Linked DNA regions of Homo sapiens: region 2 is linked to region 1. A link is a contact called in ENCODE Hi-C or POLR2A ChIA-PET data. All regions are on one chromosome and are shown on one strand. Each heading gives the region's core, a stretch centred on a gene start or an enhancer-like site at or near the end of the contact. The rest is flanking DNA. Distances are from core to core; before and after follow the strand shown.

Region 1 (6,790 bases), core at 1,628-4,127:
TGTGTTTGAATTCTTGCTTGGCCATTTACCTGCTGTGTGAACTTGGGCAAGCCTCTTCACTTCTCTGGACTTTGGTTTCTCATCAGGAAGAGACGGCTATCAATCTCCCTTTCTTAGGGATGATATCACGAGACAGAGAACATTCATTCCTTCAATAAATATATACTGTGCATCTTCTCCCACTCAGATAAATTACTTGCCCAAGGTCACCCAGATGGGCAGTGTGTGTTGGTTTTCAACCCGGGTCTGACTGGTTCTCTGGATCTGGCCAGTGGTTGGGGGTGGAGATAAGTCCTAGTCTTCTTCCCCTGAATCAGTCCTTGAGGAGTTGGGAGCAGTGATCTGCCTCATGAAGGCAAAACACCTGTCCATCTCCCCACCACCATGGCAATGAGGGGCTTCTGCCCTGAGAAAGACCTATGATTGCATGACACAAAAGAGACTGTTCAAAGGGACACCATCATTCAGCAGGGCAAGCCTCCTTGCTGGGGGCAACCTGGTAGCTCCTGAGCCTCCCTCATCTTCACTGAGCCCCTCCAACTCTCTGAGTTCCCATGCCCCTCACTGAACCTCCCTTCCCCCATGGCGAGCCTCCGCCAGCACCTTTGCACACACTCAGCCCCTTCCCCCTACTGAGCCCCAGCACAGTCACTGAACAGCTCTTCTTCCCCTCTGACTGAGTCATCCTCCCAAGCCCTCCCCTTCCCCTCACTGAGTCTCCACCACCCCTGGTCACTGGGCACCCTGCTTCTGACCTCCTCCCTCCCCCAACCCCTCCACCCTTCCTCTTCACTGAGCCTGGCGCCTCTCACCCACCCGCCTTCCTCTCCCAGCCGCTTCTGAGCTGCCTCTTTGGAGCCCAACTGTCTCGCCCACGAGTCCCCATCACTCAGTCTCACTCACTCTAAGACACCTGAAAGCAGTTAGAGAACATGTGTTCATGGGGGGAGGATGAGGCTCTATCATCATCCTGCACATCATGCAAGCACGCCATCTGCCTCCTCTTCAGGCTTCAGCAGTCACACTGGCCATACCTTCCGCAGGTCCTCCTGAGCCCAGGGTCTGCTGCAGTCCTTCCCAATCGGGTTCAGAGCTGGTTTCTGGACCCCTGGCCCTTGCCCCCACCCACCACAGAGACCTCCCATCTCTGATGCCACCTTCAAGTAGATGGAAACTGAGGCAGGCCCATGGTGTCTGAGCCAGTGTTTGGTATGGCAGGGTCATTTCTGTTGGGGGAAAAGTGGGCAGGGTTCCATTCTATCATTTTGTCAGGGCCAGATGAGAAGTGTCAGATAAAGTCCCACATAAAGAACGTCCCTCCACCAAGAGGACTAGACCCAGGTATCTGAGCCCCCAGAGGGCATGAATGGCTGAGCTCGTGCATTTCTGTCCAGATTCAAAAATCTGGATTCAGCCACCAGTCGTCAATAAGACATTGGGCAAAGCACTACTGCCCTTCAGGGTCTCAGTTTCCCCTTCTTTATTTTTTATTTTTATTTATTTTTTGAGACTGAGTCTTGCTCTGTCGCCCAGGCTGGAGTACAGTGGCACAATCTCTGCTCACTGCAACCTCTGCCTCCCGAATTCAAGCGATTCTCCTCCCTCAGCCTGCTGAGTAGCTGGAACTACAGAGGTGCGCCACCACACCTGGCTAATTTTTTTGTATTTTCAGTAGAGACAGGGGTTTCACCATGTTGGCCAGGCTGGTCTAGAACTCCTGACCTTAGGTGATCCACCCACCTCGGGCTCGCAAAGTGGTGGCGGAGCCACCGCGCCCCGCCAGTCAGTTCCCCGCCCCCGCACACCCCCCTTCCCCCTTCCCGCCCCCGGCTTTTTTTTTTTTTTTTTTTTGAGACGGAGTCTTGCTCTGTCGCCCAGGCTGGAGTTCAATGGCGCGATCTTGGCTCACTGTAGCCTCCGCCTCCCAGGTTCAAGCGATTCTCCTGCCTCAGCCTACCGAGTAGTTGGGATTACAGGCGCCTACCACGACGACCGGCTAATTTTTTTCTATTTTTAGTAAAGATGGGGTTTCGCCATGTTGCTCAGGCTGGTCTTGAACTCCTGGCCTCAGGTGATCCGACCGCCTTGACCTCCCAAAGTGCTGGGATTACAGGCGTGAGCCACCGCGCCCGGCCAGTTTCCCCCTCTTTAAAATGTGTAGGAACACCGGCTGGGAGGAGTAAACACGAGCCGGGGCAGGGAAAGAACTTTGCACACCGTGGGGTCCGGGGCTCCTCTGTGATGCCACCAAGGTTTGCAGGCTCAGCGGCAGCGCTGAGGTATTTGTTCTGCGAATAAAGCGCTCTACCTATCGTGGAATCAGTCCAGCTAGATCCCCGTCCCACCAGGACGGCAGTCGCCCCTCTGCGTTAACCCTTCCACTGCCCTAGTGAGGTGGGAAAGGGGGTCCTTGAGAGCCCTATGGCCCAGGAGAGACCGGGCAGAACTGATTCGGCCAAGGGCAGCATGAGGTGTGGGAGGAGCACGGCACAAGGAGTCAAGCCTCCTGCGTTCTAGCCCAGGCTCTCTTCGCACAGAGGCCTTAGGCAAGACCCTCCCCCGGATGGAGACCGGATTCCGTGAATTTCTAAACACCAGCTACCAGAGCTTATGACTCTGAGGGGCCAAACCAGGGAAGATGAGGCTCCCTTTGCACCCAAAATTTGGGGAGAGGCGAAAGGGGACCGGATGCCCTAGCGGAGCAGAATCCGGCGAAGGGCAGGACCTGAAGGGTTTGGGGAATGCCCTGAATGTGCAGAGCGCGGGGGGGGGGGGGGGGGGCGGGGCGGATTCAGGGCGTGCCTGTCTCTGATTGGCTGTGCCGCCCGTCGCTCCGCCCCGTGTTCTATAAGATGCGCGGACGGCGGGCGCGCCTCTGGGGTGGGGGCTGTGGCCGTGTCTAGCTGTTCGGGTGTGCTGTGGTCATCCTCCCTGCGCACCTACAGCCGCAGACCGCCGGTGGGGGGCGGGGGATGCCGGGCTGCCGCATCAGCGCCTGCGGCCCGGGGGCCCAGGAGGGGACGGCAGAGCAGAGGTCGCCGCCGCCGCCCTGGGATCCCATGCCGTCCTCTCAGCCCCCGCCCCCAACTCCGACCTTGACTCCTACCCCGACCCCGGGTCAGTCCCCGCCGCTGCCGGACGCAGCTGGGGCTTCAGCAGGCGCGGCCGAGGACCAGGAGCTGCAGCGCTGGCGCCAGGGCGCTAGCGGGATCGCGGGGCTCGCCGGCCCCGGAGGGGGCTCTGGCGCGGCTGCGGGGGCGGGGGGCCGCGCGCTGGAGCTGGCCGAAGCACGGCGGCGGCTGCTGGAGGTGGAGGGCCGCCGGCGCCTGGTGTCGGAGCTGGAGAGCCGCGTGCTGCAGCTGCACCGCGTTTTCTTGGCGGCCGAGCTGCGCCTGGCGCACCGCGCGGAGAGCCTGAGCCGCCTGAGCGGCGGCGTGGCGCAGGCCGAGCTCTACCTGGCGGCTCACGGGTCGCGCCTCAAGAAGGGCCCGCGCCGCGGCCGCCGCGGCCGACCCCCCGCGCTGCTGGCCTCGGCGCTGGGCCTGGGCGGCTGCGTGCCCTGGGGTGCCGGGCGACTGCGGCGCGGCCACGGCCCCGAGCCCGACTCGCCCTTCCGCCGCAGCCCGCCCCGCGGCCCCGCCTCCCCGCAGCGCTGACCTCCACGCCCGGACCCCTGGCCACCCCGACAAGCTTCGCCGAGGTGCCGACCGACCGACTGATCGCGGACGCCGGCTGGAAGGACTACGGATCCGCAGGAAGAGGCAGTTGGGGGCCAGGGGCCCAGTAGAGGAGGCTGAGGTGCGGTCTTAGCGGCTGGTGCGTTCGAGGGTCGGTCATGGCGTGTGGGGGGCTGGTCCAGGGCCCGGGAACTCCCTTCCCTGGAGCTTCTGGCGTCTGCTGGGTCCCTAGTAAAGCTGCCACTTTCTGTTGCCGCCTCTCCCGACCATCTGGAGAGTGAGAGGTGGTAGCATCAAGTCTCCATTATAAGAGTTGGACTCTTGAGGGGGCTCAGATCCCAGGAACGGGTTGGCGGCAAACTTTTACCACTTGGAACCTGCCGCACGGATGCAGCACCCCCCATCCTCACCCCCACTTGCGTGGCCTTTCCCGGGCCCCTCGGAGCTGTGAGCAGTCTTGCCCTTGAGGATGCTGCTTCCTGGCGCCGCCCAGCTCCGTGCCTTCGGGAGGACAGAATAATGAGGCCCCAGGATGGGGTGGAGGCTGGCACAGGGCTGTACCACTGAATTCCCCCTCTAGGCCTGTTTCACCTTTGGGGAGACGGAATCCCAGAGAGGTTTAGGATTTGTTCTCTTCATACTTAGGCCCTTCTTCTTCTAGGAGACAGCTTTTCTTATGCCGTCATGCAGGTTCGCAAAAATTACAGCCTGACTCACATAACCAGGACAGGATGTCTGGCACCTGCTCACCCAGGGATCCTTACATAGCAGAACCTAGAGGCTTAACTCCCAACCTGTTACTAAGATGGCTCGGCCAGGTTGGAACCAGGTGATACCCTTTAACAGGCCCCAAGGGGGCAGGTGTGGTATCAGCTTCCAGAAAGGGGGGCCTTAAAGAGCCAGATCTGAGGTGAGATCTGCTTCTCTTCCTGTCCAGATGCCCTTCAGTCTCCCATTCCTCTGTCCCCACTGTGAATGACCTGGCTACCACATTGCTGCTCACCAGCTGAGTTAATTTCACTCTCACTTATCAGTCTGCGAAGTGGATCTCTTAACCTCCCAGAGGGGCTGTGGTGACGTTAACCCAGGGCAGAGGTCCTTCTTCTTCCTCACTAAATCATGGAAAGATAATTTTTTTGTTGTTGTTGTTTGTTTTGAGACAGTGTTTCGCTCTTGTTGCCCAGGCTGAAGTGCAATGGTGCGATCTTGGCTCACTGCAACCTCCACCTCCCGGATTCAAGCGATTCTCCTGCCTCAGCCTCCCAAGTAGCTGGGATTACAGGCATGTGCCACTATGCCCATCTCATTTTGTATTTTTGGTAGAGACCGGGTTTCTCCATGTTGGTCAGGCTGTTCTTGAACTCCCGACCTCCGGTGATCTGTCCGCTTCGGCCTCCCAAAGTGTTGGGATTACAGGTGTGAGCCACTGCACCTGGCTGATAATGTATTATTTTAACTCACACCTGGAAACAGGCACTGCTTTTGCTGATAGAGCCATGAGCTAATTTAAAGTCCTACTTTTGCAGGGTGGAGAGGGGATTTCTCAAGGTCACATGCCAGTGAGGGAAGAATCAAGGTCCCTGGCCTGTGTGTGCACCTCCCACAGTACCCTGGGCAGGGGCTAGGGAGAGTTGTCCTCTGGATCCTGTCTGCTCTGTGACTTAGAACAACTCTGCCCCCTCTCTGGGCCTCTTTCCTCAGTCCCTCCTTGAGTCAGGGCTTGGGAATGGGGTGAAGTGGGGAGGATGCTTCCTTCCACAGGAATCTGGGAGGGTCAGGTGCACTGCTCTGATAGGCTGAGGCTTGGGGCCCTTATGGGATCCTCCCTCATCAGCCCTTCTCCCTGGATACCAAACTTTTTGGCTGGTTTCTCGGCTAACAGCAAGGCTTTCCTGAACCCTTTCTTAGCTGGGGAAGGGAGGTTCAGGAGGGAGTCTCAGAGCCTCTGACAAAGTTAGGGAACCCCAGGGAAGTAATGAAGGGGGCAATGCCATCCTCTGGTCTTTCCAAACAGGGAACACCTTCCAAAGCCACTTGGGTCATTTGGGGTCTAGAGGCTTAGAGAGGACAGGACATCTTGGAAAGAGCTGAGCTCAGGCCTTGGTGCTGGGCTGCAGCCAGGACCATTTGTTTTCTGGGTTGCATGGGAGGGGGCACTTGGTCCGGAGAAGCTTTTAGCTAATGGTGTAAAGTGCTCGGTGCCATCACAGTTTTGGCTTTCTCCAGGATTTATTTGTAATCAGCTTGTCCCGATTTGGGGGTGGGGTGGGTGAGTAGAGAATTAGAGACGACACTGGCTAGTGTGTGTGTGTGTGTGAAGTAGAGGGTAGTAAATGGAGATTGGTCCTGGTGTCACAGGCAGCTCTGCCCCCTCCCTCCACTTCCAGATGTCCCACTGCTCCTCATCAAGCTTCCTGGCCAGGGCACACACATGTAGACTTGAACCCCAGCTCCTAGTTAGTGCTATGTCCATTACCACATAGCCAACTAACAAAAGGCACCTCCCACACCTGCCTGACCCTCCAGGGCCCCCTCTAGAAGCTCACCCGTCTGGCTTTATTCAGGCTGGGTGCGGTGGCTCATGCCTGTAATCCCAGCACTTTGGGAGGCCCACGAGGGCCAATCACTTGATGTCAGGAGTTCAAGACCAGGCTGGCCAACATAGTGAAACCCCTTCTCTACTAAAAATAACAAAAATTAGCTGGGCGTGGTGGCAGGTGCCTGTAATCCCAGCTACTCGGGAGGCTGAGAAAGAATTGCTTGAACTCGGGAGGTGGAGGTTGCACCGCACTCCAGCCTGGGCAACAGAGCAAGACTGTGTCTCAAGAAAAAAAAAAAAAAAAAAAAAAGCTCACCCGTCTGCCTCCATTTTCTTCTTAATTAGCAAATATTGATAGGGGCTCAGAAAGCAGAGCCAAATCAGAGGAGGGTCTCTACTTTTAAGGGCTTATGTCTCCTGGCTCTTTTCCAGGCAGGCTTTTCTGGCTGTCACCATCCCAGGGGATCCCTTGGGGGCTGAGCAGTTTGTTGGAGGCCAGCTCTAGCCTCGGACAGAAGGCTGACCCACCCCTTTTCCCCACATGACTTTCAGAACACTTTCTTGGTGGCCCCCA
Region 2 (6,790 bases), core at 2,515-5,014, 130 kb before region 1:
GGGCCTGCCTTCCAGGTTCCCAGTGTCCTGGGATCTCCAGCTTTCCCCAGGACTTGGGGAAGCCCCGGCTGGATGACTAGTACAAATGAAGGCCCCTGAGGTTCCAGGACCTGCTGAGGTCACAGGAATATCCTAGATCAAGCTTGTCCAACCCACGGCCCACAGGCTGCATGTGGCCCAGAATGGCTTTGAATGCAGCCCAACACAAATTAGTAAACTTTCTTAAAACATTATGAGATTTTTTTGCAAATTTTTTTTTTTTTTTAGCTCATCAGTTATTGGTAGTGTTGGTATATTTTATGTGTGGCCCAAGACAATTCTTCCAATGTGGCCCAGGGAAGCCAAAAGATTGGACACGCCTGTCCTAGATGGAGAGGAAGGAGGCAGTGCTGAGCACATCTGGCCATTCATCCATCTGGAGAGAGAAGGCTATGGGCAAACTGCTTCCTCTCCCCTGTAGACACCCAGCTGGGAAGGTCTGGCCTTTGGCTAAGTCCTGGCTTGGGGTCCTTCCTCATTTCACAGAACCTAACTCTATGTTAGTGCTTTGTGAGTATATGTTGATCATAATAAAGTTGACGGGATTTTTTCACATGATAATAATAGTTGTCATCTGGCCGGGCATGGTGGCTTATGCCTATAATTTCAGCACTTTGGAAGGCTGAGGCAGGTGGATCACTTGAGGTCAGCTGTTCGAGACCAGCCTGGCCAACATGGTGAAACCACATCTCTACTTAAAAAAAAAAAAAATACAAAAATTAGCTGGGTGTGGTGGTGCACCCTTGTAATCCCAGCTACTCGGGAGGCTGAGGCAGGAGAATCACTTGAACCCAGGAGGTGGAGGTTGCAGTGAGCTGAGATTGTGCCACTACACTCCAGCCTGGGTGACAAGAGCGAAACTCCGTCTCAAAAAAAAGAAAATAATAATAATAATAGTTGCCATCCATTCTACTGTGCTTTCCATTAACTCGTGTAATCCTCACAAGTCCCATTTTATAGTTACAGGAACTGAGGCTCACAGAGCTTAAATCACTTGGCCAAGGCCACAAACAGCTATAAGAATTACATTTAGGCAGTCTGATTCCAAAGATACTAGTCTATTCTGTATCTCATAGACAAACAATACATATTCACTTTTTTGTTGTTGTTTTGTTTTGAGACGGAGTCTTGCTCTGTCACCCAGGCTGGAGTGCAGTGGCGCCATCTCGGCTCACTGCAAGCTCCGCCTCCCGGGTTCAAGCGATTCTCCTGCCTCAGCCTCCCGAGTAGCTGGGACTACAGGCATGTGCCACCATGCCCGGCTAATTTTTTGTATTTTTAGTAGAGACAGGGTTTTCCTGGGTTAGCCAGAATGGTCTCGATCTCCTGACCTTGTGATCCACCCACCTCAGCCTCCCAAAGTGCTGAGATGACAGGCGTGAGCCACCGCGTCCGACCTATATTCACTATTTATAAATTGGAGAGAATAAGAAAATCAAAAGGGCCAGGTGTAGTGACTCACACCTGTAATCCCAGCACTTTGGGAAGCCAAGGCAGGAGGATTGCTTGAACCCAGAAGTTCGAGACCAGCCTGGGCAACATGGTGAGACCCTGTCTCTACAAAAAAATACAAAAATTAGCTGGGCGTTGTGGTGAGCACCTTATTCTTAGGAAGCTGAGGCAGGAGGATCACCTGAGGCCAAGGAGGTTGAGACTGCAGTGAGCTGTGATCATACCACTGTACTTCAGCCTGGACATCAGAGTAAGACCCTATCTCTAAAAAGGAAATTGAGAAGAAAGAAAATCAAAGGGAAGCAAAATCACTCACTCTCACTACCTCAAGATACCCTCTAGAAGTTGGTATTTTAGTGTGGTTCCTATTGTTTTCTGTGTCAGTTCTCTGATTTGAGCAAAATCTTTGGGACGTCAAACTTAAAATCCCCTTTACTTCCTTGGAAACCCTGTAGCATTAGCCCAGACATGTCCCTACTCCTCCTTGTGGCAAAGAGAAGGATCTCGTCTTTGGTCCCCAGAGTTCTGGCCTAAGCCTCCCTCCAGGAGGGAAGATGAGTGTTCAGACACTCAGAGTAGCTGGGGGAGACACAGGCCTGTGAAATTATCCTGGCTCAACTATTAGGTCGGCAGAATCCCAGTGAAGGGAGCCCTACCTCTGAGCCCCATCTAAGCTTTGGCTATGGGTGGGGCAGATAAGCAGGAATCCATCCCTATAGGCTCAATGCCAACACCCTTAGGTGAAACTCTTGATGAAACTTGAGGCCAGGGCTCCGGCAAGCAGGGAAAGAACGTTGGCAACAGAGGTCTCCATCTCTGAGGACTCTGCCAGGGGTCAGAGATGGGGCAATGGTCAAAAGGAAGGAACAGGCCAGGCACAGTGGCTCATGCCCATAATCCCAGCACTTTGGGAGGCTGAGGCAGGAGGATCGCTTGAGCCCAGGAGTTTGAGACCTGCCTGGGCAATGTAGTGAGATCTGCTCTCTATTTAAAAAAAAAAAAAAGGAAAGAACAAGTAAACTTCTGAGAAACAGGCTGGGGGAGGCATCACGTAGCTGGAATTGCTGCCCCATAAAACAGAATGGTATGTGTCACTGCCACCTCCCTTTCTCAGTCCTCTCTCTCCCCAGGTTGCTAGCGTCCCCCCTGGGGGATCAAACTGGACTGCTTCCCAGCCTCAGACAGAGAGCAGTCTGAGTCAGGCAGGAAAGTGGGACAGCCGGGGAGCTGGACCCCACCCTCTGTGAGCCCCGCTGGTACCTGATGGCATGTGGCTTGGAGAGGGCAGGTGACCTGGCGTGGAGGGCCAGAGGGTAAATCCTCAAACAAGTGGCAACAGGCCACCAACTTGAAAGGGAAAATTGTGTAGTGATGGGAAATGTGTCCAACAAACCTACTGGGTGACTAATTACAAAGGCTGGGCTGGAGCTTCAGAGGCTGCTTGTTAAACACTTCATTAAGCGGCACTCTGAAAGCTGCCACCTGCGCATTCTGGGAGCTCAGAGGGGACCCTGAGGGGGAATGAGGCCTGGAGGATGGAACCATCTTCAGGTAGACTGAGAAGGAGCCTGGATCTCACTTCCAAACACAGTCTGGAGCTCATAGGTCAGAGGCCTCAATGGGAGAAAAGCTAAAGGAAGAGGGTGCAGAAAGGAGTTTCAGGGAATTGGTGGCTATGTGACTTTGAGCAAATCTCACCCCTCTCTGAGACTTAGTGTTCCCATCTCTATGGTCCTGTGTGTGTCACAGAGACATGGTGGGGATTAAATTCGATCGTGAATATGAAAGTGCTTGGGAAACTCCATGGCCCTACCTAAACATGAGTTATCCTCACCTGAACCAAGGGGGGAAGTTACCTGGCAGGATTAGGAACCCCATCCTCCTGAACCTTTATGGGCTCTGTCGAGGCTGAAGCAGCCAGGGGCTAAAGCCGTCCTTAGCCCCTGGAAGGGCACTGTGAAAGTGGATCTGATTTGAGAAGCCGTTTCCTGATGTGGGCAGCCATGTGATGCCAGCCCCGAACAAGAGGGGGCAGCCTGGAGCCTGGAAAGGTGCCAGTGCAGGTGGGGCCCACGCCCAGATTTCTCCTGCTGACTGTTCTGATGATTCACCCCCACATCCCAGCCTTTTTACCTTTACTGCAGAGCCGGAAAGGGTGTGGGGAAGAGAGGAGAGGGAGGCAGGTCTTGGGCCCTGGTCCCGCCCCCTGCTCCTCCCCACCCTTCTCTGGGCCTGGCCACCCAGCCAAAAGGCAGGCCAAGAGCAGGAGAGACACAGAGTCCGGCATTGGTCCCAGGCAGCAGTTAGCCCGCCGCCCGCCTGTGTGTCCCCAGAGCCATGGAGAGAGCCAGTCTGATCCAGAAGGCCAAGCTGGCAGAGCAGGCCGAACGCTATGAGGACATGGCAGCCTTCATGAAAGGCGCCGTGGAGAAGGGCGAGGAGCTCTCCTGCGAAGAGCGAAACCTGCTCTCAGTAGCCTATAAGAACGTGGTGGGCGGCCAGAGGGCTGCCTGGAGGGTGCTGTCCAGTATTGAGCAGAAAAGCAACGAGGAGGGCTCGGAGGAGAAGGGGCCCGAGGTGCGTGAGTACCGGGAGAAGGTGGAGACTGAGCTCCAGGGCGTGTGCGACACCGTGCTGGGCCTGCTGGACAGCCACCTCATCAAGGAGGCCGGGGACGCCGAGAGCCGGGTCTTCTACCTGAAGATGAAGGGTGACTACTACCGCTACCTGGCCGAGGTGGCCACCGGTGACGACAAGAAGCGCATCATTGACTCAGCCCGGTCAGCCTACCAGGAGGCCATGGACATCAGCAAGAAGGAGATGCCGCCCACCAACCCCATCCGCCTGGGCCTGGCCCTGAACTTTTCCGTCTTCCACTACGAGATCGCCAACAGCCCCGAGGAGGCCATCTCTCTGGCCAAGACCACTTTCGACGAGGCCATGGCTGATCTGCACACCCTCAGCGAGGACTCCTACAAAGACAGCACCCTCATCATGCAGCTGCTGCGAGACAACCTGACACTGTGGACGGCCGACAACGCCGGGGAAGAGGGGGGCGAGGCTCCCCAGGAGCCCCAGAGCTGAGTGTTGCCCGCCACCGCCCCGCCCTGCCCCCTCCAGTCCCCCACCCTGCCGAGAGGACTAGTATGGGGTGGGAGGCCCCACCCTTCTCCCCTAGGCGCTGTTCTTGCTCCAAAGGGCTCCGTGGAGAGGGACTGGCAGAGCTGAGGCCACCTGGGGCTGGGGATCCCACTCTTCTTGCAGCTGTTGAGCGCACCTAACCACTGGTCATGCCCCCACCCCTGCTCTCCGCACCCGCTTCCTCCCGACCCCAGGACCAGGCTACTTCTCCCCTCCTCTTGCCTCCCTCCTGCCCCTGCTGCCTCTGATCGTAGGAATTGAGGAGTGTCCCGCCTTGTGGCTGAGAACTGGACAGTGGCAGGGGCTGGAGATGGGTGTGTGTGTGTGTGTGTGTGTGTGTGTGTGTGTGCGCGCGCGCCAGTGCAAGACCGAGATTGAGGGAAAGCATGTCTGCTGGGTGTGACCATGTTTCCTCTCAATAAAGTTCCCCTGTGACACTCCTCCTGTCTCTCTTCCAGTTCTTGGCGATGGGCTGGGAGTGGGACTGGAATCTGACTTAGAGACCCTGACTTTGGACCTCTGAGTTAGGGCCCTGAACTCCCTAGGTGGCTCAGTGGCCCGCACGCAAGACTTTGAGTCCAGGTGAGGCCGGGGTCCGGCTCTCTCCATCACGGCGGCCCCAGTCAAACTGGACGGGACCGGGAGGGTCGGGTGAACCCACAGGAGGCGCCGTGGCTCCTCTGCCGGGCTGAGGGGAGGTGAGTGGGAGCCACGGCGCGGGAGGCTGACGAGCTCTGGTGGAGCGGGGCAGGAAATAGTGAAGTCTCCGGCGTGAGATCTAAGGACAGCGCCGCAGTAGTGAGCGGCACTGAGCACCCGATTTGCAGGCGGGTCACAGTTTCATCAAGGGCTCAGATCTCAGCGGAGGGGAGTACGATCTGAGGAAGGGGTATAGCGCCGCCAAAAAAGCCTAGATCTTAGGAGAGGGTCACGTCCCACAGAGTTCGGAGATGGAGACAAAAGGAAACGGGCTGAAGGGGAGGAAGGACGAGCTGGGTGGGAAGGGCCGCTGGGAGCTGTGCCTACCGAGCCCGCTGCCTGAGCTCTCTGCAGCCAGCAACACGCCGGAACCTGCAGCCGCCTTGCTCCGTCCCGCCTTCGCAGCCCTGGACTGGAGGCGGGGCCCGAGGCCAATACCGCCCAATCACAGGAGGGAGCTGCCCCAGGGTACCGCCCCGGGGGCCTGACTGGCCAATGGGAAAGTGAGCGGCGGAACGCGCGCGGCGAGTTTCCCGCCGCCCGCCAGGCCTGGCGGACACCACGACTCGCTGACTGACTGAGAGGCGCCCCCGCCGCCCGCTGAGCGCCGAGGGGCGGAGCTTTCCCGGTTTCACTCAGACAAGTTGCCGCCCGTCCGGCCCGAGAGCTGGGAACCCTCTAGAGCAGCGGGACGAGCCAGGATCGCAAAATGCAGTGCTTGCCCGTTGAGTCATCAGCTCACCCGGCTGGGCCTGGGCCGGGCCGGCCGCGGGGGTTGGCTGGAAAAAGGCCGCCAAGATGCCCCCACCACACTCCGAAATCCAAGCAGCCCTGGACCTGTCGCCGAGAGGCTTGGATTGTGTCCCTGGCTGGCTGTGCGACCTTGGAAAAGCCGTTATACCTCCCTGGGCCTCAGTTTCCCTCTTGTATCATAAGGGGCTTGGACTAAAGGCTAACACAAGAGTGAAAATGGCGGTTTTGGCCGGGCGCGGTGGCTCACGCCTGTAATCCCAGCACTCTGGGAGGCCGAGGCGGGCGTATCACGAGGTCAGGAGATCGAGGCCATCCTGGCTATCACAATGAAACCCCGTCTCTACTAAAAATACAAAAAATTAGCCGGGAGTGATGGCGGGCACCTGTAGTACCAGCTACTCGGGAGGCTGAGGTAGGAGAATGGCATGAGCCCAGGAGGCGGAGCTTGCAGTGAGCCGAGATCACGCCACTGCACTCCAGCCTGGGCGACAGAGCGAGACTCGGTCCCCCCACCCAAGAAAAAGAGAAAATTTGCGATTTTGGACTCAGACAGCCTGGGTTTGACTCCCAGCCTGCCTTGGCCAAGGCTCTTAATCTTGCTTACCTTTGTGTCCTCATTTATAAACAGGGGAACTGAAAAACAGTACCTTCCTTTTATAGTTGCTGTAAAGTAACCCATAGGACAGACTCAACAAATGTTAGCTTT

The links. Hi-C counts contacts between places; a loop is a spot of excess contacts on that map. ChIA-PET counts read pairs that join two places held with the same protein, here RNA polymerase II (POLR2A). Pooled maps may share reads with other maps.
Region 2: a loop to region 1 is called in a pooled map, with 5 times the contacts of the local background. The contact joins the promoter of SFN here to the promoter of TRNP1 in region 1. A Hi-C loop is called at or near these places in 1 of 168 maps with a recorded cell type or tissue (mammary epithelial cell) and 7 of 50 pooled maps. POLR2A ChIA-PET finds 5 or more read pairs at or near these places in 13 of 52 experiments (A549, A673, B cell and 9 more).

Annotation. Positions count from the first base shown.
Region 1 is chr1:26,990,815-26,997,604 of GRCh38, forward strand. It overlaps TRNP1 (TMF1 regulated nuclear protein 1), which reads left to right and starts at 2,878. Exons shown (of 2, transcript NM_001013642.3): 1 at 2,878-3,798. The coding sequence starts at 2,973. The coding sequence ends at 3,656. RefSeq lists enhancers at 1-158, 1,736-2,237, 2,238-2,737, 2,491-2,650, 2,875-3,375 and 1 more and silencers at 2,791-3,120, 3,151-3,210.
Region 2 is chr1:26,859,385-26,866,174 of GRCh38, forward strand. It overlaps SFN (stratifin), which reads left to right and starts at 3,765. Exons shown (of 1, transcript NM_006142.5): 1 at 3,765-5,072. The coding sequence starts at 3,829. The coding sequence ends at 4,575. RefSeq lists a silencer at 3,431-3,580 and enhancers at 3,450-4,329, 5,474-5,603, 5,814-6,123.